Linked DNA regions of Homo sapiens: regions 2, 3 and 4 are each linked to region 1. The links are chromatin loops, found by intact Hi-C in ENCODE. Cell type or tissue: chondrocyte. All regions are shown on one strand. Region 1 holds the start of CDH2 (cadherin 2). Region 2 has its middle 240 kb from the start of CDH2-AS1. Region 3 overlaps CDH2-AS1 (CDH2 antisense RNA 1). Region 4 has its middle 320 kb from the start of CDH2-AS1.

Evidence for each region. Hi-C counts contacts between places; a loop is a spot of excess contacts. Peaks named below come from ENCODE experiments on the same cell type or tissue, not always from the same donor. Only the 100,000 strongest peaks of a DNase experiment are listed, where the experiment ranks them.
Region 2: a loop joins it to region 1, with 3 times the contacts of the local background. A loop is called at or near these places in 12 of 110 quality-filtered maps.
Region 3: a loop joins it to region 1, with 2.3 times the contacts of the local background. A loop is called at or near these places in 2 of 110 quality-filtered maps.
Region 4: it touches region 1 in a loop (5-fold over the local background); 20 of 110 quality-filtered maps call a loop at or near these places.

The regions. Positions count from the first base shown.
Region 1 is chr18:28,173,054-28,181,053 of GRCh38, reverse strand. CDH2 (cadherin 2) reads left to right here and starts at 3,924. Exons shown (of 16, transcript NM_001792.5): 1 at 3,924-4,091. The coding sequence starts at 4,032. In chondrocyte, CTCF peaks have their summits at 2,570 (motif pointing right), 3,443, 4,783, 5,510 and 1 weaker place; DNase peaks (open chromatin) are centred at 3,662, 3,928, 5,053, 5,123 and 3 weaker places.
Region 2 is chr18:27,681,305-27,689,304 of GRCh38, reverse strand. No RefSeq gene overlaps it. Among named protein-coding and RNA genes, the nearest start is that of CDH2-AS1, 240 kb to the left of the region's middle. In chondrocyte, CTCF peaks have their summits at 3,085 and 3,300 (motif pointing left); no DNase peak of the experiment used is centred here.
Region 3 is chr18:27,940,435-27,948,434 of GRCh38, reverse strand. The region is part of intron 1 of CDH2-AS1 (CDH2 antisense RNA 1); the gene reads right to left. It also overlaps a transcript of CDH2 not described here. Among named protein-coding and RNA genes, the nearest start is that of CDH2-AS1, 23 kb to the right of the region's middle. In chondrocyte, no CTCF peak of the experiment used is centred here; no DNase peak of the experiment used is centred here.
Region 4 is chr18:27,602,239-27,610,238 of GRCh38, reverse strand. No RefSeq gene overlaps it. Among named protein-coding and RNA genes, the nearest start is that of CDH2-AS1, 320 kb to the left of the region's middle. RefSeq lists an enhancer at 4,680-4,974. In chondrocyte, CTCF peaks have their summits at 1,102, 1,305 (motif pointing right) and 4,817 (motif pointing left); no DNase peak of the experiment used is centred here.

The sequences.
Region 1 (8,000 bases):
GGATATTACCCAGGGAAAGTCAGCTTTAATGTACACTAAAGCTAATTATGGAGAAAATGTAATTTGAGGGGTACTTTCTAAGGGAGAGGGACAATCCTAGTTTGCTCTGAAGATGGGGAGAGGAGGAAGAGTGGAGAAGGGGGTCTTCATTCAACATTGGGAAGGACACTGCGCTAGGTGTCAGAGACAAAGACAAGTGTAGGGCCTGTCTTTGCGGTGTGTATCTATAGGGGGTAGGGAAGGGGAGGTGGGGGAGAGGAGGCTCTAGATTAGACTACTACTGCTGAGCATTTATGTCCAAAGCAAGAACCCTTGTACACAAACACCCACATGGTGAATTTGTACATTTAGCATCTCCTGCCTGACAAAACACACCAGAACAAAAATTATTACGATTTTCGAAATGAATGCTTAGAAACAAATCATGATCTCTACACACATATAAAAACTACACATATATAAAAATGAATGCTTAGAAATGAATCATCGTGACCTCTACATATATATAAAAACGGGCCATGTGTTCAGAGCACATCATTTAATCAGGTTTCCATAACGGTTTGCAGACCTCTTATAGTCAACAGGCATCACTCCATAGGTCAGAAATGAAGGATTAGGTTGATTTTTGATGTGTGAATGCAGTCATGTTTTATATTATTCTATATTTTTTTCTTGTCTCCATCCATCCAACCCCTAATAACACCTGGTTGTTTCTCTGGGTCACTGACAATCCCCTACATCCCTGGAGTTCTACAGGCTGATGGAAAACCAGTCTTCAGACAAGTAATGCTTTGAGCAGGGGCTAAAAATCTGCGAGTTTGGTCATCAGTTGCCCAGGACAGTGAATGGCCCCGTTAGCTAATCTTAGGTATGGTATTACTGAGGTAAAGCTGTGTTTGGATATCATAGTCAACACCAGATCTACTTTCATTAACATCAAATGGATGCACAAAGTCTCCAACAGCATGATTTTAGACTAGACTATTCCTTCTTGTAATCAGAGGCCTATTATTTATTATTAGCAAGATTTGGCTGACCAGGTGATCAACTTAAAGTGAGGCAAGATGCTAAAACAATTCACAACCACTGAAGAGTGAGAGGCATGCAAATTGGACTTTTAAAACATGCTGCAAGTGCTTACTTAAAGGATCAAAAACTGTTGGAATCAGAGAATTCCTTGACTGACAGCCATTCCAAAGGAGATTTTGAAATCATAAGTGCTTAATTTATAAAGGACATGTTTAAAGCTTCAAGTAAATACTACTAACAAGAAATAGAGTTATTCATGTTGAAATTTGTTCCACCTTTAAATTAATCAGAATGGCAATAAACATCAATGGGTACTGCTAGGAGTGATGAGGATACAGTCGAAACCCCACGACGAGGGTCGAAGCTTAAATCTTAGCCATGGAGATGAGATCTCTACATCTCACTCTGGAATACAACAAACATATCCCCATATCTCAACTGAATTTTTACTATTATTTTGCATGACTCCCAGAAAGCATAATTTATAAATACTCTATTGCAAAGATAACTTTTAGGCGGACTAGCAATAGTGTGACAATAATATCTAGCAAAAAAAGAAGAGAAAGGGTAAGAACAAGCACTTCTGATTACTATATTAAGTGTTTCATCTCATCTTTTAAATTTAATTAACATAACCTTTCTTATTCTTTTGAAAAGAAAGAAAATCCAGGAAAAATTTTGTTTCATAAAAAACTTACAATATTATGTTTTAATTAAAATTGAATAAGCCTCCCTATGAATATTAAATTTTTAAAAGCCTAGCCAGCAACAGTACATTATTAAAAGCTGTATCAGTTATGTCAAGAAATTAGTAGCTGGTTTTTAAAGGTTCATCATCAGATTCTTAAATGATCGGTATCTTGAAACTCAAATAAAGTTAATATTTCAGTCACCCAAAGCAGAAAAGCAAGCAATAAAGGCAGAAAATATTCATTAACTGCAATGAAGTTCACCGATCTCCCAAGTGTTGAAAAGCTTACATAAAACGGATATTTCTATTTACTTGTAAACCTTTCTTAAAAAAGGTTCCGGAAAATTTATTACCTCACCAGAATTAGAAAAAACAAAAACTGCTCCCCATCCCCCGCTCCATTCCACAAATGCTTGTGACTCAAACTTGTAAAGTCTCTCACTGTGTTGCACTTGAAGTTCATGCCTTAAAGGAAGCCAGCAGAAATCCTTTACGTGGTGAGAATTCTGTATCAGTCATTTTATCTTTTATATAATCCTATTTTCTCAAGTTCCGGCTTTTAGTTTCTCTCTTTTTTAAAAATTGTTGTTAGGGGTGGTAGGAGAGGGTAAAAGTACCCTGAAACTGTTGGCCCCAAATGTGAACAGTACCACTAACAGGTAGTAATAGAAATAGAAAACGGGAGATTTCAAATAAAATAACAAACATGCACTCTCAAACTCCCAGAGGGGACAAAAGAAAACAAAACAAGAACACAAAAACTTGGGCTGTTCCAGTACATCCTCAAGGGTGGGAGCTGAAGGTGCGAGCTCCAGAGAGGAGCCGCGGCCTCCGCCCTCCCCCGCCCGCAGGTGGCTCCCGGCGAGCGCCTCAGACAACAATAGCTAGGATGAGCTTGGCCTGCGTCCTTAGTTTGCTGTGTCTGCCCCTGCCAGGAAAGATTACCCATCTCCAAAGAATGACAAAATAAAGAAGCGTACGTTAGGCTCCCAAGGAGACACCGCCCCCCCTTCCCCACCATTCTTCATCTCCATTAGATTCCCTACCGCGGACCAAAGATGAACCTGCTACCAATCAAGTTCCTGCCCAAGTTATTTTATTTCCCGCAGCCCCTCCACCTGCCGGGGCGGTGCTCGGCGCACTCTAGGCTTCCCTCCGGCGACCCCCCGCGGGCTGCAGCAAAATACGGGGCGCTTCGGCGGGGCGGGGGCGGGCGGCTGCCGCGGATCCGGCCGGCTACAGCCGCAGCTTGGTGGCCTCCGATTGGCCACGACGCGGGCGGGGAGGCTCGGCGGAGGAGGGAGGCGGGGGCGAGGGCGGCGGCGGCGGCGGGAGGAATAGGAGAGGGGAGCGGGCCGCGCAGCCAGGCAGCGCGTGGGGCGAGCGCGGGGAGAGCGGCGGCGGCTCGCCCAGGTCGCGCAGCGGAGGCCGAGCGGGGTGCGCGGTCGGCGACGGAGGGCGGCGCGCGCGAGTGAGCGGCGCAGGGCGAGGACCGGCGGGCGGGTGCCGGTGCGCGGGCAGCAGGGGCGGCTGCGGCAGCAGCTGCGCGGGACGGAGCCGCGGCGGGAGAGACCGCGCCGGCCCCTCGCCTCACCCCCTTGCGGCCGAGGCCGGAGAACAGTCTCCAACTCGCCGGGGGACCGGAAAGAGGAGCCGAGAAGCGCCCCTCGGCCCCCACGCAGCGGAGGCGCGGAGTGGCGGGACTGCTGCTCTTTGTGGGTGCAGCACGCACGACCCGGAGCGCCCTCCCCGCGGCGCTGTCCCCGGCGTCTTCGTCGCGCCGAGCGGCCCTGGAGCGGGGACCCGGAGGAAGCAAAACCACGAGCCCGAAACCTCGCGTGGCGGAGCTCTTGGGGAGCGCCATCCGCTCCACTTCCACCTCCACATCCTCCACCGGCCAAGGTCCCCGCCGCTGCATCCCTCGCGGCTTCCGCTGCGCTCCGGGCCGGAGCCGAGCCGCCTGCGCTGCCACAGCAGCCGCCTCCACACACTCGCAGACGCTCACACGCTCTCCCTCCCTGTTCCCCCGCCCCCTCCCCAGCTCCTTGATCTCTGGGTCTGTTTTATTACTCCTGGTGCGAGTCCCGCGGACTCCGCGGCCCGCTATTTGTCATCAGCTCGCTCTCCATTGGCGGGGAGCGGAGAGCAGCGAAGAAGGGGGTGGGGAGGGGAGGGGAAGGGAAGGGGGTGGAAACTGCCTGGAGCCGTTTCTCCGCGCCGCTGTTGGTGCTGCCGCTGCCTCCTCCTCCTCCGCCGCCGCCGCCGCCGCCGCCGCCTCCTCCGGCTCTTCGCTCGGCCCCTCTCCGCCTCCATGTGCCGGATAGCGGGAGCGCTGCGGACCCTGCTGCCGCTGCTGGCGGCCCTGCTTCAGGTACGCGGCGGTCCCCGCGGGCCGGGCCACGGGCGGGGTGGGGCGGGCGGCGCCGGGTCCCTTTGTTCCCCGCGCCGCTGCGGGGCCGGGCTGCGCACCCGGGAAGGGAGGTGCCACGCCGCGCCGCGCCGCGCCGCGCGGCCGGTAGCTGCGCAGGCATCGGGCTCCGTCCGGGCGCCGGGGCAGGGTTGCCGGGGCCAGTAGGTCTCTCGCGCCTTTCCTGGCGGGGCTCTAGGGGCTGGATTGCGGGTCCCCTCTGCTCCTTCTTCGGGGCCGAGCAAGCTCGCGGGGGGTGTCCCCAGGCAGCAGGAGGGTGAGGCAGGATAACTCCCAGGTTTTGCAGTTTTCTGTGCCTTTCGCCCCTCGCATAGTACTTTGCTCCAATTTTTTTGTTTATTTCTGCAGGGATGGGTCGCGAGTTTACAGTAGGAATTCTCACTCTGGTGTCTTAGTTACGGGACTTGCCTCCACCTTACCCCACCCTGCACCCGTGCGCCTCCCGGTGCTCAAGGGCTCTACTGTCCTATTGTCTTTATCCCAGTCTGGAGTTGCCTCCTTTTCTTCTTCTCTTGCCCTCACAATATTCTGTGTTCGTCCCACCTGGAAAGAAAATCTGGCCCTCTTGCCCGGAGGAGTCTCTGCCGGTCAGCGCCTGCCTGTAGAACGAGTCTGGCCTCTCACGCCTAGTATCTCCCCCGGGCGAGAAGTTCCGTTACGCGGCTGCTCCTTTCTCTGTCCGGCTGCCTGTGCCCTATATGCGCCCCGGGGGCGCCTTTGCCTGGAGCCTTCCGTACTTTTCATACCCTCGGGAGAGAGCCAGCGAGCCTTTTCATTTAATCTCTACTAAGAGGCTCCTCCGCGGCAGGAAGCACCTGCTCCAGTCCGGGCGCAGGTTCCCTCGCCACTGCACGCTGCGGGTTCCCAGCCCGGGGGCAGCCCAACTTTCCGCCGCCTCCAACCCGAGGATGCCCCCAGGCTCCTCCCGACCAGCCAGCCCAGGCCTGGAGGCCACTTCACACAGCCTCGGCCGGGACCCTCTAGCTGGGCGGGTGCAGTGCCCTGGTCCCAAGTCGGTCTCCGCCTGCCGTGGGGTCCCTCGAAGGTTGCGGGAAAGGGGCGTGCCCACCCTCGCCGCGGGGCAGGAAAATCCACGGAGGGTCCCCCTGCCTGTCGCCCTCGGGGCAAGGGGAGAGGTGCTCTACTGCCAGCTGGCAGCCCCGAAAAGTGCGGACGCAGCTCGGAAGTGCCTGCTCCGGGGGTGGAGACAGGTGGTGTGGATTACCCCGCTCCGTGGTCTTCACGGGTCAGGGCCTGGCGCGCTCCGGCCCGCCGGGGGGTGAGTGCTGCTGGGGCGGGGGCAGGGGCTGGACGGGGCTGGCCTCCGCAGTCTCTCGCGCTTTCTCCCGCAACCCCTAGACGGTCGTGGGCCGCCGCCGCGCGGAGCCCTGTCCATGGTGCGCCATGGTGCGGCACGCCTGTCCCTGCCCGGCTCCACGCTCTCCTCCCGGGTCGTGCTCTCTCACTTTGTCTCTCCCCACCCCTGCCTCCCAGGCCAGGGTCCCAGCGTTCCTTTTCCCTTTCTTGGATTTCTTCTTTTGTTCTTTAGTCTCCTACCGGTCTTTCTCCCTTCCCCCACTCGCCATCCGCCACTCGGCTCTCTCCTGACTCGGGGATTTCAGAACTATTAGACTAGACATTTTTGGCCTTTGCAGTTTTGGAGAGTGGATGGAATTCCTTCTAACTTGGGGGAGGAGACCTGCCAGTCACTTGCTAACAAAAGTACCTCCTGTTATAAAACCGCCCTTTATTCTCCCAGCGCACACTCCTCATTCTTTGACCTCCTGTCACTTCATTTATTGTTTCTTCTTTAAAAATGGGGTTTATTAAAGAGGTTAGGCTGAAGGAGGAAGAAGGAAAAAAGTCCTGCTTCTAAAGTATTTGAAGTTAAATGGAAGGCAAGACAAACTTAAAGACTCCTGTGTATTAGGATTTTTTTTTAACAAAGGAGATGTGATACATTTTTTACAAATCTTACTTTAAAAACACTAATTTTTGGACAGCATTGGGTCGTCTTATTTACAGACAGTAAATCCTCAGTGTGAATCCAGCAGCAGATGGTTATTTTCACAAACTTTTTCATCTAAAAGTGAGTTTTAATTGAATACTGTGCAGCGAAGTTAGGACACGAAGAGACATTTGTTGGTCATGAATACTGTGGGAAATCTATGTGTGTTACAAGTGGAGCACTCTCATTTTCTGTTTTAGTCATCTGCCTTGAAGTCAGGTGTGAATTTTCTGTCAGTTTTTTCTTAAGTGTTTCTAAAAATATCGTTTATAAGCATTAAATAATGTGCTTTTCCATTGTATGTTCTTTCTCAGTTTCTTCTATACCAATGTTGACTTTTTTAAACCTTCAGGAAAGGAGAAATTATAACTTTCTCATCAAGTTATTTGGCAGTCCTCTAATTCATGAGTACAAGTCAAGCAGTAACATTGAATGATTTGAAAGGTCATTAGGAGTGGAAGCAGAGCAGTTTACGCAACATGAGTTTTAGGGTTAAGTGCACCATGTGGATTGTACAACTGAGATTAGAAATGACTTTGTGCTAATGGTCTGCTTTACACGCCCGAACAACAAAGCTCTATCTGCAAGGTGAAAGTGGCTGTCCTGCAGTCAGCTGCTATTAACAGTCTAGGTTTTTTTTTTCTTTTTTTTTTAAATTCCAGACTAAGCAGCCGATAGTTTTAGAAAAGAGAATATGTAGGTTATTAGTGCAGATACGGAGCACCCTTGTTTTTTTACAAGCTAAATATAATTGAATATTCAAAGGACTCTGTGCCTTGAATTGTTAACTGAAGTGTCTGTGTACCTTATTTTACTTAGAGAAATTACTAGTTTAGTTAGTCTTGTTATGTAGATTTACATAATTCTAGTCAATCTTGCATGTTATGATGTTCAACATCAAGATTTTCTTTAGTCTTATTTTAAGATGTTAGCCTTTTTTATATTAAAAAATCCGAATTTGAGCATTCAGCTTACCTGATAAAAGTATAAAATATTATATCACAAAGTTATAACTAGCTTTCCTTTTAAATAATACAAGTGACTTTCAAATCTTTACATAGGTTTATTGTTAAGAAAAAAAATCAATGTTGCTTTTACCATTGACCTAGTTAATTAATATATTAGAAACCTGTGTTGTTTTTCTAGTTCACATCTTAATTGCATAACCCCATTGTTCTAATTTAAATACGTTTGTATGGGTTATGGGGCATCTAGGACAGTATTTTAATGTTCATAGAAATTCATTTCTAAGACTTAACAGATCCTGGTTTCAACCCTGCGTGAGGACCTTGGAAAAACGATGGATAAACCTTATGTGTTTTTCACCTATTAGGTACAGATTTTAAAGAAATTAATATTCAACATATGAAGTATACATAAAAAGAAGCAGCTTTGTTCTAGAATGTGGCAAGGATTCAGCAGTGATTTTAAGTGTAAATCGTGTTTATTCTCAGTATTTATTTGATTTTCATGTGCTTTTGAAACATAAGTTCTTGTGAAAATAAGAAGAGTTAACTTGGTGTTCAGAGTTTACTTACTAGACACAGTTATGTATATTTCTTTGCTTTTCTTAACTTGAGGCATGCGGTCATTACTAATAGGTGAAAGGTTACAAACATACTAGGTGTAATTTGAAAAACAGTATTTTATGTATCCTCACTTGTTTTTAAAACACTATATATTAAACCATAGGTACTTTCTGACTTTTATACTTTCATCAAAGTCTGCCCTAACCTTCTAAAAGTTCAGACTGAGATTTTACAAGGAAATACTTTTTAGATATTTCTTGCTTTTTACATGTAGAGACTAAAATCTTTCTGGAGCAGATTATTTTCATGATGGTA
Region 2 (8,000 bases), 490 kb after region 1:
ACAAAAATTACATGGCAATTTTTCTTATAAACATAGACACAAAAATTCCAAGGAAAAGATTAGTAAATCAATTGAATCTGGTATGTATAAAAATGATAATAACAATGAAGATGGGTTAGCCCTAGTAACAAAAGTTTGGCTTAATATTTGAAAATCAATTACTGTAATGCTCCGTTAACTGAATAAAGAAGAAAAATCAGATGATTAATTCAATTCAGAAAAGGCATTTAATAAAATGTTATATTTGCTTATGATTAAAACTCTTGGAAAGTAACCAGTAAATAAATAGAACTTTTCTAATCTGATAAAGAATACCCATGAAAATTCTAAAGAATACCCATGAAAATTCTCAATGGCATTTGATATTTCATTATCAAACGTAATAATGAAATACTGAAAGCTTTCCTCTTGAACTCAAAAACAGAACAAGATTGCCAATATAACCACTTCAATTCAACATTATTTTGGAGATTTGTCATTGCATAAAGCAGATAAAATAAATAAATAAATAAATAAATAAATAAATAAATAAATAAAAATAAATAGTATGAGAATTGGATAGGAAGACTTAAAACTCATAATTGTTATGTATAAAACCCAAAATATTCTACCAATAAACTATTAGGACCAATAAGTCAATTTAGCAAGGCCATTAGATGCAAGGTCAATAGTATTTCTGTACAAAGCAAGAAACAACTAAAAATAAAATAGAAAAACATATTATTTAAAATAGCATAAAAGTATTAAATAACTAGGAATAAATCAATAGAATATATTTTTATAAATGCCTGTAGACAGAAATCTATGAAACATTACCTAGAGAAATCAGGAACAAAATAAATATATTGTAAGACTCAATGTATTAAATATATTAATTTTCTTTGAATTTATTATTAAATCAAATGTAACCCCAGTTAGATTACAAAAAGCATGCTTTTTTGAAATGGACAATCTAATTTTAAAAAATATATAAAAACTAAAAAAGTCCAAATGAGTAAGGACAGTCTTTAAGAAGAATAAAGTTGGTAGACTTACACTACTAAATCTGGAGACCTACTATAAAGGTATTACAATTAAAACAAACTGAAATTCATTCAAAGATAAACAAGTAGATTAGTAAAACAGAATAGAGTCCAAAAACAGACTCACATGTGTGGTGAACTATTTATAGGAAAGGAGACACTGCAATGTAGTTGAGAAAAGATGGTCTATTAAATAAATGGTTCTGAACCATAAAAATATATGTTTGGTAGAAAATATTGAGTCCTATCTTATACCATGTAGAAAAGTCAGTTCCATGAAAGTTGAAAAACGTTTCAATCTCTCATTAAAGACATGAAAATTAAAACCATGAAGGCAATATTAAGTACAGGAGAGAAACTGGCCCTCTCATATATTACTGGAATGGAGGGAGTCTAAATTTATACCACCACTTTGGAAAACTGTTTGGTAGTATTGGCTACAAATACCTTATTATCTTTATTACTTTGTTCTGTAGTAAACTTTTAAAATAGTCATCAAGTAGGTTGGCATTTGTTAGGTTATTTTCTGGATGCTTTATGGTTTTATTTTTCCCTGAATGGGGTCCTTGTTTTTATTCTTTGAACTGAATTGTCTAATTATTGTGCTATAAAAAGCTTGCTTTTCTATGTTGATCTTGTTTCTTGCCATGTGTATTTAAGTAGGAATTCTTAGCATCTAAATTAGCATAGCTTTTATCTTCTATATAGTTTTCCACATTACTTTTTCTTGTGTTATTGCTTTGGCAAGCATCTTTACTTCACTAAAATTACTGAATATTAGTAATGGTTGCCAAAATATCTTGTGTCTGATGTTTTTAATAAGATACATTAAAATGTATCTCATTTAATCATTTTAACATTGAAAATGATAAAAATGATGTTTTTATAGGTTTCTGGTAACTACTATTTATCAGGTTAAAAAGTTTTTTTTCCATTCTTAATTTTTAAGAGCTTACATTAAGCTCTTTATATATCCCTTTGTTTATTTTAAAATATATCCCTTTGTTCTATTTAAAAATAGTGTGTGTGTGTGCACGTGTGTTTGCATCAGTGTTCATATACTATATATTTTTTGTCCTTCTCATTAGTTTATTTTAGGACACAGACAATGCTAGGTTTTAAAATCAACTGAGAAGCCCTCCCTCTTTTTCTGTTCTCTAATTCAGAACATGGCTTTTCCTTAATGGTTTTGAAAAATCCGCAAAATCATTTGGATTCATTCTTTCTTAGAAGTATACCTTGTCAGGCTTTGCCTATCTACGTAAAATGTTTTCTTAGGTTTACAAAATTTTTGAGTCAGTTTTGGTATGGTTTTCAAATGTATTGTTATATATGTTTTATATATTTTTAATACGGTAAATCCCCTCTTTATGTGCAGTTAAAGGATATTATTGGTAATACTATTGATATATTTTGTTTTCTCTTATTGATGAGACTTAAGTTTTTCTTTTTAACAATTTTGTAGTCTTTTCAAAGATCCAGAATTTGGTTTTAGTGATCCAGTCGATGATGTTTTTTCTGTTACACTACTCTTTCCCAAATTTAACTATATTTATTTTTAATTCTGTCAGATTCTATGTGCTTTCTAAAGTGATGCATTGTCCTTGTCTATATGGTTCCAATTGGAATAGTTTCAATGCACTGGTAACCAGATAAGATCTTTTATTATTCTGCTTAACTTATCTTAAAATATATTCTGTTTAAAAGGATGCAAAATCCCAAATGTAACTATGGCTGGAGATCCTTTTATTCAGCCTCCAAAAGCATTATATCTCTCACTAGACCCAACCCCATAAAATCAAGTAGAAACTTTTACTAATGGAGGGCCTCTATTATTTGTTTCTTCTATCTTCTTTTCAATAGAGAAACAGAAGGGCTACTTAGCGAAATCCAGTATTCTATTGTACACAGAGGTTGTCCAGCCTTGGTCAGAATTACAACTGTTTTACTCCCATTTATTGTTTGACATTCTAAATATCCTTTGATAATTGTACCTCAAAAGACTCAAAACTGCAAATAATTTTCCATGTCTATAACTATAATGCAAGCATTTCATGTGCTATTTGCATGTCTTCTTGACCCTTTCACCAAATTTGAATGGCTTTGAATAAATGAACTCCAAAATGTAGAGTATTTTACTTGAGAAACAATCCTTCCAACATATTTGCTCATTCAGCTGTCACAAGAAGTGAAGAGCGTGAATACTTTTTGAAAACAATGTTTCAAAAGATTCACTCAGACATAAAGCATGCTATGCATTTCTCCCCCTGGTGGCCAAAAGTGCCATAAGCCACTGCCCAATAAAAAATGGAAAAAAAAAATCCTTTTTGACTGGCTGACATTTTACTTTCATCAGGAAATAAAGGAGATGTCCCTATAACTGCCAATAGCACTGCTCAAATTGCAAGGCAGGCATCTACTTCTGCAAGAAACAAAATTGCCAGTTTCTTGATAGTTTCAAGTCTCAGAGAAAATGTGGGTCTAAAGTCTGCAGTTATTCTATTGCTCATTTCCTGATGTACAGCTTTCAGTGACAGAGGACTGACTTGCAACAAAGAGAGATTTTTGGGAAAGTGAAAGGCATGGTATACTGATAATTATGTTTATAGACAACTTATATACAACACTTTAAATGTAAACGTTTACTTATATACTTAGATGTTTTGCCTTCTTTTTTATCTCTATGTTTGCATTAAACTCAATCCAACCTCAGATCAATTTTGTAGAGCTAAATTAGGCAGATTGGGATGCTCGTTTCCACCTGCTCTAAACAGACACATTAGTTATATGTTGCAAAAATAAACTACCATTTTCTCTTCTGATCTCTTCAAATCTCTGTGATTGCTAAAGTTGAGCTGTTTTCACATATGGAGGAAAAAGGCAACACCCTCTCTGCTCTGCAAACTGCCATTCATTTTAGGAAAATAACGGCCTGTTGGCTGGAGATCCAGCTGCTTGTCATGTTAGACCATGTGGCGTCTGCTGCTGAGTCCAGCTGTACAGCCAAGATCAGTGCCCTAAGGACTGAGCACAAAAATGCTGTGATCCCTGGTGGTGACACGGTCTCTGCTAACAAGCCTCTAGACATTCAAGATGAAATGTCATCACCCCAGTACAGCTATCACAGAGAATGAAACAAAGCATCTAAAGACCTTTAATAGCATCAGAGTCTGAGAAATAAGTGAAGCATCCCAGGTTTAGTTCCCCGATCTACGGAGCTGATGTCAATTATGTGAGTAACTGTGACCCTTTCTCTGTTACCTTTATCCCCAATACTCAGAGATGAAATGTTAACTTGTAATAATAGGTTTTCCCATGATTAAGCTTAAAGCATTTTTGGATCTTACTGCTAGTTATCATTCATTATTCAATAAGTAATTATTAAATATCTGTGTATGAGTTCCTCTGCTCAAAGTTTAGGTAGGCAAAGAAATTGAGAGTCAAGTTTCCTACCTTTATGGAATGGCAGGAAAGAATCATTCAATTTTTACTTCAGGCCCCCAATCCTACTGTTTTGGCTGAATTCTTTAATCTCAGTCTTTCTTGGGGTTCCTTTATCTTTCTGTGGTGGCCTCAGGATGTGTGGAGATGAGCTTGGTAAAGGGCCCCATCTTGTCTTTTTGTTAACTGCCCACACAGGTTTATCTGAAATGTTCATTGTACTGGTTAACATAGCTATTCATTGGCTCTTTGCTGTTGGGAGTACTAGAACTATTTCTTCAAGTCTGCCTGAGGCACCAACTTCCAAAATTTATTTCCTCTATCGGGTCTTGTCATCTCCCTGGAGAAGCTTCTGGGCATCCCACCGCATTACCCTTCCTAGAGAAATCTGTCTAGATTGATGTGGGTATTCCCACTCTCCTTTACTTCTGGGCAAGTCATTTTCTTTGTGACCGAAATTTTCTGTCTCATTGCCTCTAGCCAAGACATTTTGGCCAAGGCATTTGGTCTGTACCCTGAATCCTCCCCTTCTAGAGATGTAGCCTTATGAAAGACTGAAAAGTAAAGAAATTTAATAGGCTGTTTTGGCTTTTAGCTACAGTATGACTTTTCTGAGGTATGCTTGTGTAGGAGGGGGTGGGAATGAATGGAAGAGGGAAAAAACAAAGAAAAAACAGTGAAAAGTATCAAGTTGTTGGAAAGATGTGGAACAACCCCTGCTCTCAAACACTGCAGTGTAAATAAGTACAATCATTTAGAATAACTATTTGACCCAGTTTGCTAATGCTGAACATAAACATATCCTATGACCAGCAATTCCACCCCAAGGTTCCACTCAATCTAATTACACACACAATAGAAACGTATACATATGATCATCAAAAGAAATTTACTATAATGTTTATAGGAGCACTCTGTAGTAACCCCAAACTGGAAATTACCAAGTATCTATCTATAGTAACACGGATAGATACATTGTGGTATAGTAATATAATAAATACTATATAGCATTGGATATCAATAATCTATGACTAGATGCAAAAATATGGATAAATTTCATACAAAAAAATGTTCAGTGAAAGAAGCCAGGCACAAAAGAGTACATAATGTATGCTTTCAATTACATAAACTTTAAAAACAGGCAACAGCGGTCTTTGCTGTTGGTGATCAGAACAATAGCTATCTTTGGACATTTAGTTACTAGAGGAGGGTGTGAGGTGGGCTTCTAGAGGACTAGTGATGTTCTGATTTTTGATTAGGGTATTGGTTACACAAATGAGCTGTATACTTATATATTCAATTTTCTAGTACACCTATTGTACTGGGTTGAATAGTATCTTTCTTTCCAAAGCACAAAGCCACCTGGAACCTCTGAATATGCCCTTATCTGGAAATAGGGTCTTTGAAGATAGAATCAAGTTAGAATGAGGTCATACTCGATTAGGGTGAACCCTATTCTAATGACTTGTGTCTTTATAAGAAGAAGAAAATTTAGACACAGAAAAACCCATAGAGGGGAGAAAGCCATCTGAGGATGAAAGCAGACATTGAAATGATGCATCTGAGAAAGGGAATGCCAAAGATGGCCAGCAACTGCCGTAAGCTAGAGGGGAGTCATAGAACATATTCTTCTTCAGCCTCCAGAAGGACCCAAGCTAGCTGAAACTTTGATTTCAGACATTGGAACTCCAGAAATCTAAGACAATAAACTACTATTATTTTAGGATACTTAGTTTAAGGCAATTTGTTACTGCAGCCCTAGGAAACTAATACATCTTATCTACAATTCTTGGCTTAGGTTGTAAAAGAGAAGCTTTTAGATTGAGTATAGTTCAAAGAATTTGGGGAAGATTTAGAATCCAGTAAGTAGTCAACAAATAACACTTGACTATGATTTAATCCTTTAAAGTGGGGGTCCCCAACCCCCAGGCCTGCAGACCAGTACCAGTCTGTGGCTTGTTAGGAACTGGGTGGCACAGCACTAGGTGAGTGAGGGTGAGTGAGCATTACCACCTGAGCTCCACCTCCTGACAGATCAGCAGCAGCATTAGCTCCTCAGAGGAGGATGAGCCCTGTTGTGAACTGAGCATGTGAGGGATCTAGGTTGCATGCTCCTTAAGAGATTCTAACTAACGTTTAATGATCTGAGGTGGAACAGTTTTATCCCAAAACCACCCCACCACACACCCCCTGGTCCATGGAAAATCATCTTTCACAAAACTGGTCCCTGGTGCCAAAAAGGTTGGGGATCACTACTTTAAAGCTCTATTAAACTAGCTTTGATCTTTAAACAAACGATAAGAGCCAGGATCGTTCTGTGACTACTTCTACAAGTAATGCTACCTAGAGAAGTTTCTATAAGCCAAGCATTGTCAAGGCATTAGTAAGTTGGGATGTTTTCCTGTAGCTCAATTCCTTTGTTGGAATAGATAACACTCAAGCTCCAGCTCCTTTGAAAAGGACAAGTCACATGTGCCATTAGTTGTTTTCTATCTTTGTCAGGGGTGAAAGCACAGTCACTAGAAAATTACATTATCCTGCCTATGAATATGGGTGGACATTTTTAGTGTCCAGTATTTTTTAGGCACTATATATAATGTGTGACCATAAGCATTGAGTGTGTTTTAAAAACATGCCAGGACTGATATATGCAAGAGTGCCATCCATCAAAATGGTTACTTTTGCACCACACACCTCACCATAACTTCCATCACTCAAAATGTACTGGAACTCCTCTTGTGGAATTTTCTTCAAATCTAGTTAATGAACCACACAAGAAAATCGGCCTCGTAAATTTATAGTCACCCATAATTTTGACCATTAAGGATGTCATCTTGCTCGATGGATCATACCCATGTCATTCATCAGAACTGACTTTGAATAACTTTTGACCATTTTCTTCAGTAAAACCCACCATCCATGGAGAAAAATATTTGCCTCAAATGAGCACATTCAAAAGAATAATAGCTTTCAAAAATCCTTTCAAAAGGATGCTGAGCACAATGCCTTGCAGATGGTTGTCACCCAATAAATATTTGTGAAATAGCTTTGAATGCATTGTGTAGGTTCTGAAGATGGTATTAAAAATTCCCTGAAATTGAAAAAAAAGGATATTACAAGTAAGTAGATTTCCAATATGTATCGTAGGCAGGAAATGTGTTTCGATTTTAACTATGTATTTAAATTGTAATCCATGTTGAAAATATGTAGTATGACTATTGGCACATCAATACGAGACATCTTAACCTTTAGAAGGTATGATTTTATTCATTTACAAATTATATACAAGGAACATGCATGCAACTATACTTATGATTAGGTTTTACTTTTGTTTACTTTTTATTTTCTTGGATGATGGATAGCATAGCGGAACATGATTTCACATACATTTATTTTTTGTTCCATTTTGTTGTTTGGCACCGTCTATTCCTTTTTTGTCAAACCATAACTGTGAATCTAGAGGTTACATTTGTAAAAGCAGCAGGAAAGCGGTTAAACAGACTGAAACAAAGACTAAAGTCACTAGCACTGGGATAG
Region 3 (8,000 bases), 230 kb after region 1:
GTATTGTTCCCATTATTTTGCATTTATCTCTTTAATCCACCTAGAAATGATTTTGTGTGATGCAGAAATCTAACTTTCTAAAACATTTCTAGATAAAGGTCTGTTTTCCAAACACTACTTGTTAAAAACTTCAGTCTAAACCCAACCATGTGGAATGCATTCTTTGCCATATACACACTTATATCACATACACTTATATCACTTATATCTGTTTTCCAAACACCACTTGTTAAAAACTTCAATATAAACCCAACCATGTGGAATGCATTCTTTACCGTATACACACTTATATCAAAGTTATATCACTTATATCTGTTTTCCAAACACCGCTTGTTAAAAACTTCAGTATAAACCCAACCATGTGGAATGCATTCTTTACCGTATACACACTTATATCAAAGTTATATCACTTATATCTGTTTTCCAAACACCGCTTGTTAAAAACTTCAATATAAACCCAACCATGTGGAATGCATTCTTTACCGTATACACACTTATATCAAAGTTATATCACTTATATCTGTTTTCCAAACACTACTTGTTAAAAACTTCAATATAAACCCAACCATGTGGAATGCATTCTTTACCGTATACACACTTATATCACATACACTTATATCACATATACTTACATCACATATACTTATATCACATATACTTATATCACATATACTTACATCATATACACTTATATCACATATGCTTACATCACATACTTATATCACATATACTTACATCATATACACTTATATCACATATACTTATATCACATATACTTATATCACATACTTACATCACAGTTGTCATATAAGCATGTGTTTGTTTCCGGATCTTCTATTCCATTGACCTTTAAATTCCTGTACAATACTCAATTTTTACACTAAATTATCAGTTCTGAAGAAGCCTCTTAAAATTTCTTACGTTCTTTTTTTCGCATTTTCTCTTGTGCATAAATTGTAGAATTATTTTGTGAAGTTCCATAACAAATTTTATTCAAAATTTGATTGAATTGTGAAAAGCTAACAGTTTCATTTACTATTCTATCCAATACTATAATATTCTCACTTTTCACATTGTATATACTTTCATGGAATTTCACTAAACATCTCATTTTATTACACTCTAATAATTTTCATTGCTATTATGAGTGGGCTCTACTTTTTATAGCATTTTTTCTAGTGATACTTTACTGCTCTGTTGGAGATTTATCAACTTTTATTTCTCCTGTTACTGTCTTATTTTACTGTTGTATTACTTTTAATAGCTTTTTGGCGATTCTCTTGGATTTTCCTGACAAACAATCATAACGGCAATTAATGACAGTTTTTTCCCTTTTCCAAGATGAATAGTATTTTTTTTTTCTGTACCATTAGTAGCAGTGATCATTACAAGCATTGTTTTATTATTCCTGACTATAATAGGAAGGCTTTGTATGTTTCACGATTATGCATAGCATTTAGTATAGATACCAGTTTATACTTCACTTACCTTGAAATTTTGTATGTACATGTTGAATTTTATAACACTTTCTTCATCTACATAGATGATTGTGTATTAGCCCATTAATAAGAGTGAATTACATCATTAATGCCATTAGATTTTCTAATATTGAATTGAACTTTCCTGGAATAAACCTACTTGGTCATAATGTTATTCTTTTAATGGGTTGATATATTTTATTTGCTGCTATATTACTCAGGAATTTTAAGTTATATGTGGTTATCTTATACTTTGTTTTTTCAATATTTTGCTCAACGTTAGTCTTAGGCTTATGCTAGCCTACAATAAGTAATTAGGAAGATTGCCATTTTTCCTATGCTCTGGATTATATACATCACAATGAACTCTCCATTAAAAATGCTCAAATTCTCCTACAATTTTATCATTTTGGGGATAGGTTTTCTTCAGTAGGAATAGGTATAATTCTGATATTGCACTTATTTTTGAACATGTTTCACAATTTACATTTTCCTGAAAAGTCTCTTGCAGAATCTAGCTTTTAAAAAATGTATCAATAGAAAATTCCATACAGTATTATCTTCATAAAATCTGTATCATACCTTAGGTTATGTTTTCTTTCTCCCTTTTTTCTTTTTTACTTTTTTCTTCATCAGGGTAGTCAAATATTATTATTCTATTAAGAGAACCAGCTTTATATTTATCGATACAGAATATTTATTCATTTGGTTATTGGGTACACATTTCTCCAAGCCTATTAATTTGTTTTTCAGATACTAATGTTTTACTTCCATTTGGTTTATCAGTTCTTGAAAGGGATTTATTAACATTTCCCATGAGCTTTTTGGATGTATTTCCAGACCATGATGATATGTGCTTAAAACTTGGATTGTAACTTTTACCAGTCCTTGCTCAGTAACTTTCAGTACCTTCAGTTCTAAATTCCACATTATTCCATATTAATATAGCCATACCTGCTTTCTTTTGCTGATTTTTTGTTTGTTTAGCCAAATATGTGTGTGATTTTAGTCTGATGTAGCATGTCCATCTCTTCATTGTTAATAACTTGAATAATTTTTCCTTCTACATTTTAAACAACATGTATGTCCTAAAACTTTCATTTCAATGCCATTTTCAAACAGACACTGTAACAGTGGATTGGTAAAACATCAGTCCAGACAATGATTTGATTTTTGCAGTTTACCTCCTTTTAAGCCAATAACAATCCTGCATTTTGAGTTGTGACCTCAATAAACTAGGCTCTCACTGGTTGTTCCCACAGCTCTTCAGGGTATCTCCAGGTCACCAGCGTGTTAATGGACCCTGATGGTATTAAAAAGAAGAGACATTCAACAACCAGGCTCCTTTTCCCTCTCATGTTTACCGCATTGTAGCTTTATGTTTTGATTTAAAAGTTTTTTCCTTACTGGGGGGAGAAAGTATCATTTTTCATATTCAAAGGAAAAGTTGGAAGACTAACTCATAAGGAAAACTGGAAGACCTTAGAGTTCATGTGATCCTGAACTGTCACTTTTTTGACTCATACAAGATGACTTTGAGATCATACAAATATAAACTACCTGACAGTTATTATCACCATATCCTTAGCAACAACAAGCAAACAGCAAAAAAAAAAAAAAAAAAAAAAAAAAATCTTCCTTCCTGGAAAGTATCAGTTGATTGACCCCCATTATGAAAGGACTCAGAGGGGAGAAAGCAAGAGCACTTCTCTTTTTTTTCATGCAGCAAATTCAGTCTTACGGGTCTTGCTTTTTCATTGATCGTCAGTACTTCTGTAAGGTTTGTAGTAAGAACTCACACATCACCATTTTTTCTGCTTCTTAGCCTAATTAAGCACTGGGTGGGTGGAAAAAGATGATGCTACAGCAGCTAAAACAAGTTTGAGAGAGATTATTTGTATATTTAAAGCAATTCCAGTACCTTCAATTTCTAGTACAACAAATGGATATGCTAACGATAGGTACAACTTAAAATCTGAGAATATATATTTTATGATTGTTTTAGCAAAAACTAAGCCTACATGAGAATTACAGTTTTTTTAGACAGGGTCTTGCTGTGGCACCCAATCTGGAGTGCGGTGGCATGATCATAGCTCACTGCAGCCGCCTCAAACTTCTTGGGCTCAAGACATCCTCATACCTCAGGCTCCTGAGTAGCTGGGACTAGGGTGTGCCTGGCCTTTTTTTTTTTTTTTTTTTTTTAGAAAGGAAGTCTCACTATGTTGCCAAAGCTGGTCTTGAACTCCTAGCCTGAAGTGATCCTCCACTTCAGCCTCTCAAATCACTGGGATTACATGCAACATGAGCCACCACACCTGACCTGATATTTTAAGTGCCCACTCTTGGATGAGGAGGCAGAAGGAGGAGAAGAGGTGAAGCCTGTTGATTAGAACATGTTTGTGAATCAGAAACATGATGGGAGACAGACATCCTTTGAGGTATTCTGTTACTGTAAGCCAACATATATTTGATATATTAGATTCATTTAATCAGGTTTTAAACTTTGGACATGCTGACCTCGAGTAATTCAAAAAAGTATTCATATATTCAGGAATTCAGGAATTAATGGCTAACTTAATTATGAAATGGATGTCAGCTTCTACAGTAATTTACTTGATCTTTCTCTGCAACTAAGGAACATTGAATAAAAAACTGCAAGTTTAAGAATGTTGACCTTTATCTTGTAGGTTAATACATATATATTTATCAGTGACAGCTTATTTTTCTAGTTTCTACTTTGTGAGAAAGGTAGTTTGCATATTGAAATTTTAGAGTTTGCTGCTTTTTTCTAATAGTTTTTTATTATATATGGTAAAGACATTTTGTTAACATCCGTGGTCAGCAGCAAAACATTGAATGAGAATATTTTTATTTTCATTTTAAATCGCTTTTATATTCAGAGGCTGATACTATTGTAATAATTTTTTTGTTTCATTTTCTCCTGTTTTATCTCCATCTTAATCTTTAGGTATCTAAAAAAGCATCAACCACCACAGACTGACGGAAATGTTTTCCTTTTGTCCCACAGTTTTTTCACCTGGAATACCTAGTTTCATACCACTGCACTAGTAACTCTGCAACCTTTGGAATAAATAAAACTAAATCAAAGCCTCATCTCTTCAGGCCTCATGTGAACAATATAAATTAAAGTGGACCTCTTTTGTGGTTGTAGAAAACATGGCCTCAGAGACTGCGTTGAACCAAAACTATGGCCAGTCTTGTGTAAACCCCTACACAGAAACCCATCCAACAACATGGATGGATTTTATTAATACTGAGTTCTTTCCAGGTGCATAGATACTGGGCTGTGGACTTGGCATATTAATTCATTTAATATTTATAGTAATTACTTCATCACGTCTTATAGACTCATCATTACTTCCCACATTTTAACAATTCTAAGATCAAGAAGCTGCATACAGTTAATAGCGTTACCCCAGCAAGGTGCTGTAGTTGTGTGAAAACTTTACGTTGATGCTTTTTGGTAACATCAGTAAAGCACTAGCATCAGAGTGTCTGAGTCTATGAAATACATATTAAGGTATATAAGGTCACTTTTATTTTTCCTGATTTCTTGAGATGGAGAAGCTCTATTAGGAGAAGTTATGTGGCTTGTCCACTGACACTGAGCTAGTCAGTGGCAGAGCCATGATTTATTAAGCCCAACTGTCTAGCTCCAGAGCTCACACTTACTTATCTCTAGAAGACACTGAGTGAAAAGACAGAGGGCTGAGTGAATAAAAGAAAGAGTGGCTCTTTTGCATAGTACCACGTGTGTATTAGTTGAACCACATAGGATCGCCATTTTGGGGTGTTCAGATAGTCAAATATTTATATACCTAAATTAAATCTTTAATTTAGTTCATTCTAAACTCTACGAATGAATCACATAATTTACAAGGAACCATAATACCCTGTGAAACACAAGCATAGAAGTGTGGGTGTGTGGTGGGGAAGGAGATGAATGGGAGACCTCAGGACAAGAGGAAACTTTTAGAAAACATAATGGTTTATTATACTCACTAAGTTCCTTGACTGCTTGCACCAAGACTGACACATTCCTAGCGTTCTTACTCATCAGTCTCTCCAGGGCCTAGAAAGCTGCCAGGCGCACTCACACAGCCACTATGGACAATCTCGTTCATACACAAAACAAGACCTACCTACCATCTCTGGCCGACATGTTTCATTTTCCAGTTGTAAGCTGAACAATTTTGGAAATCAAAGTAACATTTCCGGGCTCTGGGGGAACATGTAGTCTGCTAGCAGAAACTCATTTTCTTCTCCACTAAGAAAGATGAATCTTTTCTTCTGTTTCTTTATGCAGCATAGCTTGGATAAAAAACATTTGTTTTTCTAATATACTAACTCTTGGCCTTCCAGAGCACTGCAACATCCTCAAGTGCCTTGAGAAGAAATTAAACATGGCCAGAGGTACAGACTGGTATGATTCTCCCTAGGTTCAAATCCCACCTGTGCCCTTTAATGGCTGCATAACTTCAGATAATTTGTTCATTCTCTCTGTGTCCTTGTCTGTGGAATAGGGGACACCTGGAGCATTGTAACCACACCATTACAAGTTAGCTATTGTTATCTATTATTAGGAAGACATGTTCATGTTTATCTACCTACCTATAATTGTTACACTATAGCCTTTTATAATTTACAAAGAAAGAAAATGTTTCACTCTCAAAAAGCTTTTTAAGTTTCAGGTTATTCTCATATTTTTTCAAACATTATTTGAAAAGACTTCAGACAGAACTTCCATAAGAACTTTGTAATTCTAACATACATATTCTTTTTGCCCTTCCAGTATACACACTTATGTGGGTAAGAGAGTTTATCCTACCTCATAAAAAATAAAAAATCTAAGTTTTCTGCATTCCAGGTTTTGAACTTTTTACCATTATTAAAAGCAGCATTAAATATGTTTTATATAATTTATTTGGCCCTTATAGTCAAGTTTATGGAAGTAGAATTGTACTTGATTTCTGGTCCCAGTTTCCAGAATGCTTCAGCACCTGTTAACTTTGTTTCCTTAATTGCCAGCTCTGGAAGAATATCCAAGTACATCCAGGAAACTTGGAAACACAGAAATTCTGAAAATCGATTAAATTGCCTGGAAGTGATAGATCCTAAAGAGATCAAACTTTATTACTCTGGAGATTTTCCTTGTGGACTTTGGCATAAAAAGTGCAGATTTAATAACTCAGCTATGTTAGCAGAACCATCTATTTTAGCCTGGCTCACCTAATTCTATATCTACTTTCTAATATTTCCCTTCTTAATAGTATCATTCCTCTTAAACCCTTTGGCTGCATGTATAGGAATCTTTCAGAAATTAGGTCATCATGCAACATTAAACTTTAATAACTGGATATACAGGGCATAGAAGCAAATATATCTAATTGCTTTCGTTAATCAGAATCACATTCTTTACAAGAACTTAATACCAGTATCATCAAGTTTATGAAATCATTTAGCACAACTGAAGAATGTGAAATGAGACCATTGATGTGAAGGTATTTTATAAACTGGAAAAGGCTGTATAAATGTTAGGTTTTAAATATTAAATCAATAACTTGGAAAAATGGCATATGTATCATAAAAAAGGTGGGACTTGGCCAGGTACGGTGGCTCACACCTGTAATCCCAGCACTTTAGGAGGCCGAGACGGGCGGATCACGAGGTCAGGAGATCAAGACCATCCTGGCTAACACGGTGAAACCCCGTCTCTACTAAAAATACAAAAAATTAGCTGGGCGTGGTGGCGGGTGCCTGTAGTCCCAGCTGCTCGGGAGGCTGAGGCAGGAGAATGGCGTGAACCCGGGAGGCAGAGCTTGCAGTGAGCCAAGACAGCACCACTGCACTCCAGCCTGGGCGACAGAGCGAGACTCCTTCTCAAAAAAAAAAAAAAAAAAAAGGTGCTACTTAGATTGAAACCTCAGCTATGTATGTATGTATCTCTCCTACAAACTAAAAGCCAATACTTAGCTATCTCAGAATGTACTGATGGCACAACCCAGAGAAACAGGTCAGAGATGGAGCTATTCATTTGTTCTTTTGTTCCAGGATATGTTTGCTTGTTGATTTTGTTTTTCTTGCAGTTGCAATAATTTATTGTAATTATGACTTCTTAATGGTGAGACAAAATTATTAAATGGTGTGACAAACTGCTATTTTGTCCTTTGAAGGATACTGTCTTTTACTGTTTTTGCATGTTAAATTGATTCTTCTATTGTCAAACCTTATTTCTCACGTGACTAGTCCTCTAGGAAAGATGCAATATGTGAATAAATCATGTAGTGACCTTGAAGAATGGAGGAACTATAATGGGAGCCAAGGAGACTGAAGTCACTCATTAGTCTCAGGGTGGAAAAAACATGGCTCCTCAAATGAGCATAAAACAAAACTATTGTCCAAATAAAGCACAAGAAAAAGCTCCAAAGAGTTGGCAAGGGTTCTTTACAATAAGAGGCATCCAGGAAGGTGGAAGGACTTGATGGATAATGGTTGAGCTTA
Region 4 (8,000 bases), 570 kb after region 1:
TTTATGTTGTAAGTTCAAAATTATTTTGGTTCTCATAGTACTGTATTAGCATTGCCCAACAAAGCCAGTGTCTCCATTTTTGAAACACTTTCTTCACTTTGATTCTGAACTACTGTTTTCTTTTGATTCCCCTCTTTCCTTCCCAACATTCTCTACTGGTTCCACCTTATCTTCCAGATTCCAAATATTTGAACGCCTGAGGGTTCAAGCCTCCAAGTCTTCTCTTCCTACTCTCACTTTTTTGTTAATTTCATCCATTCCCATCGGAATAAATCCCCTATGTAAGTTCATGATTCCCATATTTATAACTCTGGCCTCAACTTTATTCCCAAACTCCAGACATATTTGTGCAATTATCTGCTTAATATTTCACTTGGATGTCTAGTAGGCCAATGACATGTTTAAGTGTGAGCTCTGCCTCAAATTTAACCTGCCCAACCTGCTGTGTAGTCTTCCTGATTTTTAATTTGCTCACATCTCATACCAAACAAGACAACTTTTAACCCACCTCGCTGCTACTTTGCTAAACGAAGCCAAGTTATTATCCCATTTATACCATTGCAATGCCTGCTATCTTGTCTCTCTACTTCCATCTTTGTCCCCTTTGGTCTTTTCTCACATAAGGGCCAGAGTGATACTTTTAAACATATGTGAGAACATATCATTTCTCTGTTCAAAATCCCCAATGCCTTTTCATATGACAGTAAACCCCAAATTCTTACCATGGCCCAAAGGCCTTCTATGGTCTTGCTTCTCTATGCCTCTCAGAGCATGATCATCTGTTATCATCCTCCATCCCTCAGCTCTGACCACACTGGCTCCCTTGCTGTATCTAGAACATGCCAAGTATGTTGTGGTTTAGGGCCTTTGTACTTTTTCTCTCTACTCAGAAACCTTTTTTCTTATATCCTTATTATTTTTCCTTCACTTCTTTCAGGTCTATCCTCAAATATCAGTTTATCAAAGAAGTCTTTCATGGCAACTTCATGTAAGTAACACTCCTCATCATTTTGTATCTCCTTGTCTTACTTCATAGTATTTTTCATCTTAGAAACATTACATATTTAACTTCAAAATACAGTGTTAGAATGTAATTTATCTGCTTTTATTTGTCAATGATTTCCTTAGACCTAGTTGAGTACTTGGTATCTACTAGGAACAATAAACATATACTGAGTGGACAAAATGCTGACATTGTGCATATAGAACTATGTAAGCAAGATAAAAAGCAAAACAAAACATAGGGAGCTCATCAAAATTTCTGACAAAACTACTCAGAATGACTGACAGTGGCCATTTATTTCAATAACCTGCAGAGGGCAGCACATGGCATTTTACATCATACTTTGTTCACAAAGAACCAGTAATAGTAATTAAACTGGTTTTTGTTTTTGTTTTTGTTTTTGTTTTTTTCTGACACAGAGACTCACTCTGTCACCAGGCTGGAATGCAATGGCACGATATTGGCTCACTGCAACCTCCGCCTCCCCGGTTCAAGCAATTCTCCTGCCTCAGCCTCCCAAGTAGCTGAGACTACAGGCGCCTGCCACCACACCGGGCTAATTCTGTATTTTCAGTAGAGACGGAGTTTCACCATGTTGGTCAGGCTGGTCATGAACTCCTGACCTCAAGTGATCCACCTGCCTCAGCCTCCTAAAGTGTTGGGATTACAGGCGTGAGCCACTGAGCCCAGCCCTGTAATTAAACTTTTATCAAGGGCAGTGACTCCACAAGGAAAATTAAACACCCAAAAAACAGAAGAGGTTTAAATGAGGTGGACTGGAAAACCAAAAGGAACTTAGTGACCAAATCAATGTCACTATTTGATCCTGGCCTCTGATCAACATGTACCTGCCAGCTGATCCCACAGAGATCATTAGAACAGTGTTTGCCTCGCTCTCACTCACTCTCATAAATGCTAGTGATGGTCATGCACTGTCTGAGAGGTGGGGGAGTTTATAGCTGAGAATTTGTTCTTATTACAAATAGAATGGAATGAACCTGACAGATTAACTGGACCAGTGGGTTTCAACCTTTCTTTCTCCATGGCAGGATACCTGCCCGGTAACATTTACATGAGCTACTTACTCATATCACTCCTAGAATTTGTTGCGTAGGTAAAATAGTCTATGGATTTTGTGCTATTCCCTATCACTACCTAAATGTCTCTCACCCAGAATCATTTCCTCCCATCCATTTACATATTCACAATATAAGTATGTGAACTATTTTCTTGAAAAACTCTGTTATTTCATGGTAAAGTATCACATTGATCCCAAACTTGGACAAAGATGGCACACAAAAAGAGAAACACCTAAGCAATCTTAATTTTGACTATGCATGCACAAACCTTAAATAAAATAACAGTGAACAGGATTCAGCACCAGTACATTAAAAGTAATAATCTTCACCAAGTGGAACTTATTCTAGAAAATCCATTATTACAATTATCCATTCATATGATATTAATTTTTCAGATTAAAAGACAAATTCCCAATTCTAGGCATGTCTGTATTGAAACACTAGAAATAAAGTTGGACTCTAGCTCAAAAACAACGTAAACCAAAACATTTTTAGTAATAAAATCTGTGAGACTTATACAAGATTGAGAAATTAGAGTATACTTTTATTAATATTTGATTTCATATCTATAAAATATTATGTTAAATCTAGTGATCAAATATTCTTTTTTAAAAGTGGAAAATAGAGTAAGATAAACAACATCAAAAAGCATTGTGAGCGATATAAATATGTATATTTACATATGTATATGTGAAAGGCAAGAATTCTAACTCTTTAGTTCCTACCAGGTCCTCGAAACTGCAGCAGTGCTATCTTATCTCACCTTCGCAAGATATCCCTGAAGTTTTATGGCCCATATTGTACAGATGAAGAAACAAGTTCAAAGAAATAAAGTAATAGGTATTGTCCATTGTTAAGCTAAAGAAGTTAAATTGAAGAGGTTATGAGAAATAGTGCAGTAATAAACTGCTCTTTCTCTATTTCTTTTCCTTTTTCTTTTCTTTCTTTCTTTCTTTTTTCTTTTTCTTTCTTTCTTTTTTTTTTTTTTTTTGAAATAGGGTCTCATTCTGTCACCCAGGCTTTGAGGGCAGTGGTGCAGTCTTGGCTCACTGGAGGTTTGACCTCATGGGCTGAAGGGATTCTCCCACGTCAGCCTCCCCAGTAGCTGGAACTACAGGTGCATGTCACTATGCCTGGCTAATTTTTGTATTCTTTGTTTCTTTGTTTGTTTGTAGAGATGGGGTTTCACCACGTTTTCCAGGGTGATCTCAAATTCCTGGGCTCAAGTTATCAGCCTCCCTTGACCTCACAAGCTGTTGGGATTATAGGCTTGAGCCATCACACCTGGCCTGTAAACTGCCATTTCTTTGCCTAGTTTCTTACAGCTTAACTGCAGAAACCCCAAGGCCCTCAGTAGCTTCTGCTTGTTGATTCAATGCTAAGGCCTCTCTTTGCTGCAGTTGTCTAAACCCTCCACACCTTGTGCCCAGAACTACTCTTTGCTGGGCCTCCCGGACTTCATTGGTGCTCCTGGATTATTTCTGGCTATGACACCTTTGATTCTTAGCTCATCTTCTGCTATATACTGAGTGTTTGTGTCCCCCCGAAATTCATATGTTGAAACCTAATCTGCAATGTGATGATATTTGGAAGCAGGGCCTTTAAGAAGTGTTTAGGTTATGAGGACAGAGCCCTCATGAATGAAATTCAGAGAATTCCCTTGCCCCTCTGCTATGTGAAGACCCAGCAAAAAGATGGCTGTCTATGAACCAGAAGAGTAGGTCCTTACTAACCACTGAATCTGTCAGCACCTTGATCTTGGACTTCCCAGACTCTAGAACCATGAGAAATAAATTTCTATTGTTTATAAGCCACCCACTTTATAGTACTCTGTTATCTGGCTGTTATCTAAGCCAGAAGGAACTAAGACACTTTCAAATTCCAGATTTGACACGTAGTGGGTATGTGAAATTGGCCCAGGACAGGACCTTGCATAAATTAATCTTCTTTCCCATTTTAGGAGCCCTCCTGATCTCTGAAAAGCCCCAGCCACTCCTCTGACCCATGTTTCCCCAGCCTGCCAGCCACTACCCTAGACACATATAGAGGCTCTGGGAGGTTGTAACAGGGGCCAGGCCCATCCTCCCCTCTGCCTCTTGAGTGGTCCTCTGCCTGCTTCCAGTGTGAGCTCCAGGCAGAAATATGGGGCTCACTTGGCAGATTGATTCAAGGATGGTTCTGGATAGGCACTTTTTGGTTCTGCCATGACATGTTGCAAGACAAAATGTGCATGACAGACATTTGTAGATATTGTTTGTTTGCCCCACATGGGAAGAAACAGACAAGGGGCAAGACAATAATAAAACATCAAACTGATGCAAATGTTCTTATTCAATCTTACATTAACCCATGAGGTAGATCTTATTATCTGTGTTTTAAAAGTAAGAACAAGGAGGACTGGAAAGATTAAGTAACTTGACCAAGGCACACAGCTAGTAGTAGTATATTCTAGATGTACAAACCTATTCTGTCTGGTCCTAAAGCCTATGTGGTCTTTCCACTCTGCTGCACTGTCCCTCAAGGCGAATATCTAATCACAGTTTGAAAAGTGTGCTGGAAGCCGGTAAAATGATGTTAACACAAAATTTTTAAAAGAATAAGCATTTTCGAGGGGACTTTTGGTTGAAGTGGTAGAATCCTGGGATCTCTGTTGCCAGAACACTTATTCCAAGCTCCGGCTGCTGAAGTGTGACTAGCACAACCTTGCTTCCCTGGTTAATGAAGTGTGTGCTGCCCTCTACTGGCCTAGAGAAAGTGGTACATCAAGCTTTGTGTTGGCTCAATGTGATTCTAAAACAGGAATGTGAAGATTCAATTATCCTGCTGAATGTGAGGTTTGCAGTGGGGTCTGGATTATTTCTATGGTATTTCCTACCAGAATAAACCTATGAACTTCTGTTCCCCGCTTTGTTAATCTTATCTGCCTCTACCATGCCTGTTAATGTACTTAATGTTTAGCAGAGGCAGCTAGAAAAAAAAGGCCATGTCTGTACACATGCAAATGCAAGAGATTAGGAATTGGCACATATGCCAGGATCAAGAAAGCACTAGTCCCTGTTGTTTGTTCTTAATATTGCCCTAATACAAATGACTGATACATAAACTTTTGAATTCATTATTGTTTCCTGTGTATATAAAACAAACTATTGATTCTCAATAGGCCAACTCTAAAATTCAGCCATTAATATAATCATTCATTCATTAAACAAAGATTATTAAAGATTATTGTGTGCCACCATGCTAATAGTGGGGCAGGTATAAATGAGAATAAGCTAGCTCACAACTTAGCGGTGGAGTCGGGCATGTCAACAAATAATTGCAATATAGTTTAGATAATGCTGTGATGTTTACAAAGTGTTGTGGTATCTCGGAAAGAATGACTCACTTTTGCCTGGTGTGACAAGGAAAGCTTTACAGAGGAGGATATGCTTACCCTTCAAGATGAGAAAGAGTTTACATGACTGAGAAAAAGAGAAGGGCATTTCAAATTGAGGAAATCTTGGCGCAAAGCCATGGAGGTAGGGGGCTATGGAAGCAACCTGGAGCACTCAGTTCCATAAGCTGATCATGAATATTCAGGGAGTGCTGTGAGTTAACTCTAAGACAATAAAGAGAGCAGAGTTAGGAAGGGGCTAACTGCTCTGCATAAGTCTGGATTATATATTATGTATATTACATATATACAGAAAGTGTGAAAAACCATTGAAGGGTAATGTTTTAAATCCATGAAACGTGTTTTGTTTCTATCTTATCCAATGTAAAGTGAATATATTGTAGAATTTGACTACTAAGGGGAAACTAACCAAAAATCAATTGATTGAAAAATACAAATTTTACTCTAGAAAATGCATGTCCAATGTGATATTTCCTGAAATGTTTTGGTTTGTGATCAAATTAAATGGATGACTACCAAATTTCACTTAACAGTGTATTAGGTAACCACATACTGGCTCTTCAATGTAAGGCGAATTAGACAGCAAGGAATTTTTCAAGTGTCTCAATAAAATAAATAAAACAAACTTCTTCCTCTAATACCCACCATACACTCTCCTCTTCAAAACATATGAAATTCTCCACTATGCTTTGTTGATGTAAAACAAATTTCCTGGTTACGCTTTATCTACTTTACCCTAGTTCCATTTCTTAAAATGAATTTTACTCTTGTATTAAAGTAACCTTTAACATAAAAATGCAAAAATATTGAAAAGTAGCTTATAAAATATTCCTTTATACCCAGCTCTTAAAGATTCCCACTTTTAAGTATGTGAGTATGTATTTGCAGACCAGAAAGACAGTTAAACATTGCTTCTCATGGTTTTCCAGGCTACATGTTTTACACAAAGATTTTTAAATATCTCATCATTATGAGTTCATATGGTTTCTGACTCCAGTAGCTCTAGTCAGAAGTGAATTTGGTATTCAGATGAACCTTCCATGGTCATTGTAATTCATTGTAATAAAACAATTATTAACAGAAGTTTAAGACAATACTGCCATTCCCACTCTGGTATGGTTACTGCTTTATTTTCTTCATCATCAATTAATATTCTATTTATAGGGAACCAGTAAAGTTACTGTAGAAAGTCTGCCATGATATAACATATAGCTACCGAGTTCTTTAAAATTAGTTTTACCTGAACTTGTATAGCAACTTTTTGATTGTGCAACAATATCATACTAAGTGCTGGAGTATGGGAAAAGTGATGTGAAAAAAAAAAGCCTCTTGTATGAACCAAATAATTTACTCAAATTTTATGAGCAGTAGATTCCTCTCCAAGGCCTTTTTTCTAGAATTATTTCTTGCTTTCTGCATTTCTAGAATTTTTGACATTATTCATACAAACATACTTACATTTTATGAATATATTATTTAAGAACAATATTAATTATAAAGTCACTTTGGGATAATCATAACCTACTCTTTTATATGCTGGAAATGAAACAAAAACAGCCACAAACATGCCAAAGAGTGATGTGCCTTAATTCCTTTGCATTTCTCTCCTTAAAGATCCATTAGCAGTTCCAGATCCAATATGCTTCTGCTTTTTAAAGGCACTGCTCCTCGATGCTGTTGATGTAGTTGAGCAGCTGTCTGGGGAAGTTGACCTAGTAGTCAAATGGCTCTACTATTAAGAAATTTGCTTAGTGAAAGGCTAGTCTTTAAAATATCACCTTTCCACAGATGGGAGCATGCCTCTGTTTCCATAGCAGACAGGTCTCAGTGGGAGCAAGCTCATAATTCATTTAAAAACAGACGCTAAGCTGGAAATTCAAATGTGAAGGACTACCAGGTGTCACCTGCTCTCGGTGTTGGGTGGAGCTGTTTCATCTTTTCCCTAAAGCACATTTCTCCAACCGCATAACTTGGTTAGAGTAAAATAGGCTGCAGCATTTCCTTCTTATGCATTGGGTAAGCATTAGTGTTCCCTGAGATCAGCTTACCCCTGAGGCCAGCCAAGCTGTGTTGGCTTCTCACATGGTGATTTTGAATAACCTTAGTGGTCCTCTGAATGTGGCTGCAGACCCTCTGGCCATTTTTATTTTTCTGATATAGATACATTTTCAATTTATCATTTGTATGTAAGGCCATCTGCTGTTTTCCTTGAGATTTGAGAAAGTCAAAAGCTAGATATTTGGAAGAGCTGTTATTTGCCCCCTCCAGATCCATCTCCCCCTGTCCCTGCCCTGCTTGCTGTCTGGGAGGGTGACTCCTGTGGATTGCATCCATCAGTTTTCCTTGTCTTCTGCTTGTCTGATAGATTTGGGGGTGGAAGAGTCAGACAAAGAACTGGCAGAAAGAGAAGTTCTGGTACTTATTCTTTAGTTCCTCTGCCTGGCCATGGGATGGTAGTGGCTGTATTGCGCAATGAAGGTCATGGATCCCATCATGGTAGCCCTCTCCTAGGGCTAGAAATCTT